2 separate regions of the Homo sapiens genome follow, and region 2 is linked to region 1. The links are chromatin loops, found by intact Hi-C in ENCODE. Cell type or tissue: IMR-90. All regions are shown on one strand. Links, peaks and the distances in the headings refer to the core of each region. The heading gives the core; the rest is flanking DNA.

Region 1 (3,082 bases), core at 379-2,878:
ATATAAAGTGCAAACTAAAAGGACAATTCAGCATTTCTATGATGAATTTCAGATTGAGAACATTTTACAAATTATGGCCATGCTAATGTGCAGGACAGTGATGAATCTGTAATGAAAATAAGAAAGTGGCTTACCAAGAAAGAAGTGTATGTTTAGAATTTTTTTAAAACAGCAAATGCAGCCCAACTCTGTAACAAAATAAATTTCTACCTTGTTAGTAAGTGCCATTTTACAGAGTCCCAGACATTCATTCATTCATCCACTGATATGACTTTTCCTCTGTGTGAGCGTTAGGGGTCATTTCTCTTCTCTCACCACCATATCCCAATGATGTCTCTATTATATTCTTTCCCTAAAGAATATGACTAATGATGTGGGATTTGTGTTCTTAATTTTACATGGACAAATGTAAAGGTAAGGAATAGGAGAAATCCCAGACTGTTAAAAGGGGAAGAGATGATGCTAAGACCATTACGTCTATTGGCTGGTAAGGAACCTGAAATTCAGAGAGGCCCTACTTGCTAAATATCAGAGCTGATTAGTGATCACGACAGGACTAGAATGCAGATTCCCTGAAACGCTATCAAGAAGTCTATTACTGTATACTCTTTTAGCTTCCCCAAATGGATTTGAAAATACAGTCATGAGCTGCATAATGACATTTTGGTCAATGACAGACCACATATATGAAGGTGGTACCATAAGATTACAATGGAGTTGAAAATTTTCTATCGCCTAATGACATTAGCTGTCATAATGTCATTGTGGTGTAACTTATTACTCATGTGTTTATGGTGATACTGGTGTAAACAAACCTGCCCTGCCAGTGGTATAAAGTATAGCACATCCAATTATGGATAGTACATCATATTTGACAATGAAATAAATGACTCTATCACTGGTTTGCTTATTTGCTGTATTATACTTTAGTTGTTATTTTAGAGTGTACTCCTTCTACTTATTAAAAAAACAAAAACAAAGTTAACTAAAACCCTGGCTGCCTCAGGCAGGTCCTTCAGGAGGTATTCCAGAAGAAGGCATTGTCATCACAGGAGATAACAGCTCCATGCCTGTTACTGCTCCTGAAGACCTTCCAGTGGGACAAGATGTGCAGGTGGAAGGCAGTAATATGAATGATCCTGACCCTATGTAGGCCTAGGCTAATGTGTGTTCATGTCTTAGTTTTATACACACACACACATTTTTTATTTCAATAGCTTTTGGGATATACGTGGTTTTTGGTTACATGGATAAATTGTTATAGTGATGAAATCTGAGATTTTAGTGCACCCATCACCTGAGTAGTGTACAATGTATCCAACATGTAGTTTAAATCCTTCATTCCCTTCCCACCATGTCTTAATTTTTAACAAAAAGCTTAAAAAGCAAAAAAATAAAAATAAAAAAGTTTGGTACAAAAGCAGCTTATAGAATAAGAATATAAAGAAAGAAAACATTTTTGTACAGCTGTACAATGTATTTGTGTTTTAATCTGGCTTATAAAAGAGTCAACAAGTTTTAAAAAATTAAAAAGCGTATAAAGTAAAAAAGCTACAGTAAGCTGTTTCTTACTTTATTGTTGAAGAAACAAAAATATTGTTTATAAATTTAGTGTAGACTGTTTATAAAGCCTACAGTAGTGTTTAGTAATGTCCTAGGCCTTCACATTTACTCACCGCTGACTCACTGACTCACTCAGAGCAACTTCCAGTCCTATATGCCCCATTCATGTAAGTGCCTATAGAGGTGGACCATTTTTAATTTTTTATACTCTACCTTTCTTATACCTTTTCTGTGTTTAGATATATTTAGATACACAATAGTTATTATTGTGTTACAATGGCCTACAGTATTCAGTACAGTAGGATGCTATATAGGTTTGTAGACTAGGAGCAATAGGCTATACCATATAGCCTAGGTGTATGGTAGGTTATACCATCTACGTTTGTGTAAATATACTCTATGATGTTTGCACAAAGACGAAATCGCCTAGAAGATGCATTTCTCAGAATGTATCCCTGTCATTAAGTGACACCATACTTCTTTAAAAATTTCCAATCAGTTATAAGACGACGAAGTAGGCAACACTGTTCTCATCTTCCCACACTTGAGCAAGTTGAGTTATACTGAACCAATGAACAGCCTTTGGCCTATTCCTTGATTGCAATATAAAATAGAAGAAGGTGCTACCCAAGAAAGTGAGTACAAAAGAAAATAGAAGATTTGCATCAGATCAAGACTTTAAAGCAAATATTACAGGCCAGGCATAAGGACTTGGAGACAAATTACATTTTTTATCAATTTAAAAAAGTTTTAATCATAAAAGTGTTACATACTTGTTGTAAGAATAATTCAAATTATATGAAAGTATAAGAAATAAAAAGTAAAAGGTCCTTATCCAACACTCCCTCCTGCAAATTCAGTTCCAAATGTATTCCCTAAAAATCACCAGTAATGTTATTTATCCTTCCATACACTTTTATATAGTTATTTAGCCAAATGACACCTTTTCTATAACACTCTTCTGTAACATTGTTTTTATACGTAAGCATATCTAATACAGAACTAAAACAAACATTTACTTCCTACCACATTCTTGAACTGAATAAGAATGAAATCTCAGATCAGACAAACAAAATCTTGTAGTACTTTGGCATGAAATAATCACCCAGATACCCTAAAAGCTACAGATTTTTTTTTTAACTAGCGATGGCCAAGCAACACTGACAGATACTACACAATACAAAATAAAACAAGTTGGACTTGTCAGGTTTCATATAGCCAAGTAGTTTAGAAAGGAAAATGTTAACAACTTATCTCATACTCATCAGCTGGTAGACAATACCATATATATTATCATAAAATCTATTTATCAAGTGGTATCTTTTGGGCACTATATGTCATTATATATCATTTCATTTAATGCTCACAACCATATTAAAGGGTCATTAAACCTATTTTACAGATGAGAAGACAGGTTCAACAATTTTTCCATCATCACCCAGCCACGCCAGTAACTGGCAGGATCAGTATTTGTATACAGATCGCTGATTTCAGACCATATTCTCAGCTACCATGTGTA
Region 2 (3,082 bases), core at 352-2,851, 140 kb before region 1:
ATGAGGAGGCAGCCAGGTAAACAGACAATTGTGTATAAAATATATGCAATATATATATGCAAGGTGAGATGAACACACCTAAGTTTTCCGAAGCTAAGAAATGGCTGCGAAAAATGTGAAGAAAAACAGGAAAGCTATTCTTTTTGTCATGGATGATGTGGGGCTTTTTTTGCAGCGGGTTGGGGGGGATTCCTAAGCTTTCCTGGATTATTACGATAAAAAGGCAGACTAGAGACCAGCCTCTGTCTCTACATTGAGCCTCTGGCACACAGCGTGTGTGTATTCTCTGTTGGTTCACTGTTGGCTCCACTTAACACTAGGTAGCACTTAACAGTGCAGCTCTGAAGTCAGACCTGTGTCTGAACCAGCTTTAACACCTCCAAAGGTGTGAACTTGAGTAAGCTGCTGCACCTCTCTGAATCTGTTTCCCAATCTGTAAGATGGAGATAATTATATTATCTATGGCAATGACACATTGTTGGGAACATTAAATGAAATAATCCACATAAAGCTCCTAGCAGAGTGCATGGCACATAATAACCCCTAAATAAATGTTGGTTTTATTGTTATTGTAAAGATTAGGAAACAGCATGATACAAAATTGATCAGAATGATAAAGCAGATGGTGGAAACTGCCTGTTTCCTACACTACATTCTAGTTGTATTGGGTCATTACTTTCACTTTCTAGAATCTTCTATAGCCATTGAATTTACTCAACCACGTTTTCTTCTGTGTTGTTTTCTGTTTTGTTTTGTTTTTTTGTTAATGCCTTAAAGGATGATGAAATTATAAATGTTCTATATAATGTGATATTGAAATGACCTGATAATTATTTAGGTCCTCTGTCGCTTACTCAGTGGCATAACTCATAAAAGACAGACTGCATTTTCATTTCAAATTCCACTTTTTTTCAGCCGGGCACGGTGGCTCACGCCTGTAATTCCAGCACTTTGGGAGGCCAAGGTGGGTGGATCACCTGAGGTCAGGAGTTTAAGACCAGTCCGGCCAGTATGGCAAAACCCCATTTCTACTAAAAATACAAAAACTGTGTGGTGGCAGGCACTTGTAATCCTGGCTACTTGGGAGGCTGAAGCATGAGAATTGCTTGAACCCAGGAGGCAGAGGTTTCAAGGAGCCGAGATCGCGCCACTGCCCTCCAGCATGGGGGATAGAGCAGGATTCTGTCTCAAAAAAAAAAAAAAAATCCAATTTATCAATCTCCAGGTAACCTCTCATAGTCAAAACTAAAACCAGGTCAATTGCTTTGTTGTGTCTTAAAGAGATGCTGATGAATTCAAGGAATCTTGAAAACAGAAACATTTCATTTTTCCGATACTCAGTCTTGCTCTTTTCTCTTATTACTAAGCAACTTTGCATGAAAACAGACTCTGTTTTATAAATAGAACATTGTGCAAGGTTTTCTAGAGGTGTCTGCTAAAAATAAAGCAGGTTATAGTTTACTTCTTTATAGCTTTCAAAACAAAACAGCCTAAGCTTGACTAAATTTGCTATATTTCATTTTTGAAAGGTATCTTTATGTGAGCCAGGTCTGATTTCTTGAAATGAAATTCCCCAGAAGTTAGATTTCCTATATTTACACAAGGCATGCCTGTGCAAAGTAATGACACTAGTTTTTTTTTAAAAACATACGCCCTAGAATGAATACAACTTAGTGATGCTATACTTCCACCCTATAAAATACACAATTCTTTTTTGAAAATTGCTTATTTGAAGAGTAAAATAAACATTTTGATGTATATATTTCTAGGTTATCTGCTCACAAATCAACAGCATTACTTTGAAGCTAAAGTACAGGTCCCCAACTTGTGAATTACATTCTAAACTATTTCTAGGTTGCCTGGTTGGAGCTAAAGTGTCATGGTATGGAAACAATGCTAGGTTCCCAGGCAAGTCCCCAGGAGCCAAGCTAACTGATATGATAACATACAATGTTAGAACAATGTGAACGTGGAAAAAAGCCTCTAATCTTCAGCTTTTGATACTAGGCACATGTTTCTCCTTGCACTGTTCTGATGGGGGTCCCCAATCTCCAGTTCGGTGATGGCTCTAGAAGCTGGGTACAGGGACTATGAGTTGGAGAGAGGTGAACCAAGGTTTCCTGGTGTAACTTTTAAGGGTAGTGTTTCTCATACTATGACCAATAAATCTGATTTGCTGAGATTGTTACAGATCAGAAAGGGTTCTATGGTTAAATAAGTTTGAGAAATGTTCCTGCATTTTCCCTCCAATTTTAAGGTATAAAGTGAACATTACCATAGTAAAGATTCTGAGATACCCTGCAGAAAAGAAGCCTGTTTGATGTAATGGATCCTGTTCTAAACATATTGGACCCCCTATAAATTCTGTTTCACTTTTTTAAAATAATGGCTATTCATAAGAGCTAACATTTACATAAAGCTTGCCATGTAGCATGTACTATATGAAACATTACACACAGCATCTCTTTGAGGTGAATGCTGTGATTAACCTTATTTTACAGATGAGGAAACTGAGGCAAAAAGAGGCTAAAGATTTCCAAAGTCACAGGGAGATGTGCTTAACTACCATGCCAGAATAAACCCTGGAAGCCGATCTCCTTGAATGTCACTTTAGGAAACATTATCCAAAGGGCAGGTCCACCCCGTCACTGCTTTCTTTTCTCACATTGGTCCCTCGCTATCATGTCTCAAGCCCATGATTATTCTGAAGCTGTAGTGGGAAATTTTCAAAGGGATAAAAGTTTCTCTCTTTTGCAACAGAGATAGATAGAAAATTCGTTCACATTTCAGAGGAAATCTAGGCTTACTCTATCCTAGTATATTGGTTTCCTATGGCTGCTGTAACAAAACAACCCACATTTATTATCTTATAGTTCTGAAAGTCAGGAGTCCAAAATTAGTCTCACTGTACTAAAACCAAGGTATTGGCAGGGCTGGTTTCTTTTGGAAGCTCTGAGGGAGAATCTAATTCCTTGCCTTTTACAGCTTCTAGAGGCTTCCCACATTCCTTGGCTCCTGGCCCTAAATTACTCTGACTTCTGCTTCTGTGGCCACAACTCTCACTCTGACCCTCCAGCCTCCC

What was found. A loop is a pair of places that touch in the nucleus more often than their neighbours do. Peaks named below come from ENCODE experiments on the same cell type or tissue, not always from the same donor. Only the 100,000 strongest peaks of a DNase experiment are listed, where the experiment ranks them.
Region 2: it touches region 1 in a loop (2.4-fold over the local background); 8 of 110 quality-filtered maps call a loop at or near these places.

What each region holds. Positions count from the first base shown.
Region 1 is chr11:30,572,473-30,575,554 of GRCh38, forward strand. All of the region lies in intron 2 of MPPED2 (metallophosphoesterase domain containing 2), which reads right to left. Among named protein-coding and RNA genes, the nearest start is that of MPPED2-AS1, 10 kb to the right of the region's middle. In IMR-90, for the core only: no CTCF peak of the experiment used is centred there; a DNase peak (open chromatin) is centred at 1,689.
Region 2 is chr11:30,430,980-30,434,061 of GRCh38, forward strand. All of the region lies in intron 4 of MPPED2 (metallophosphoesterase domain containing 2), which reads right to left. Among named protein-coding and RNA genes, the nearest start is that of ARL14EP, 110 kb to the left of the region's middle. In IMR-90, for the core only: no CTCF peak of the experiment used is centred there; no DNase peak of the experiment used is centred there.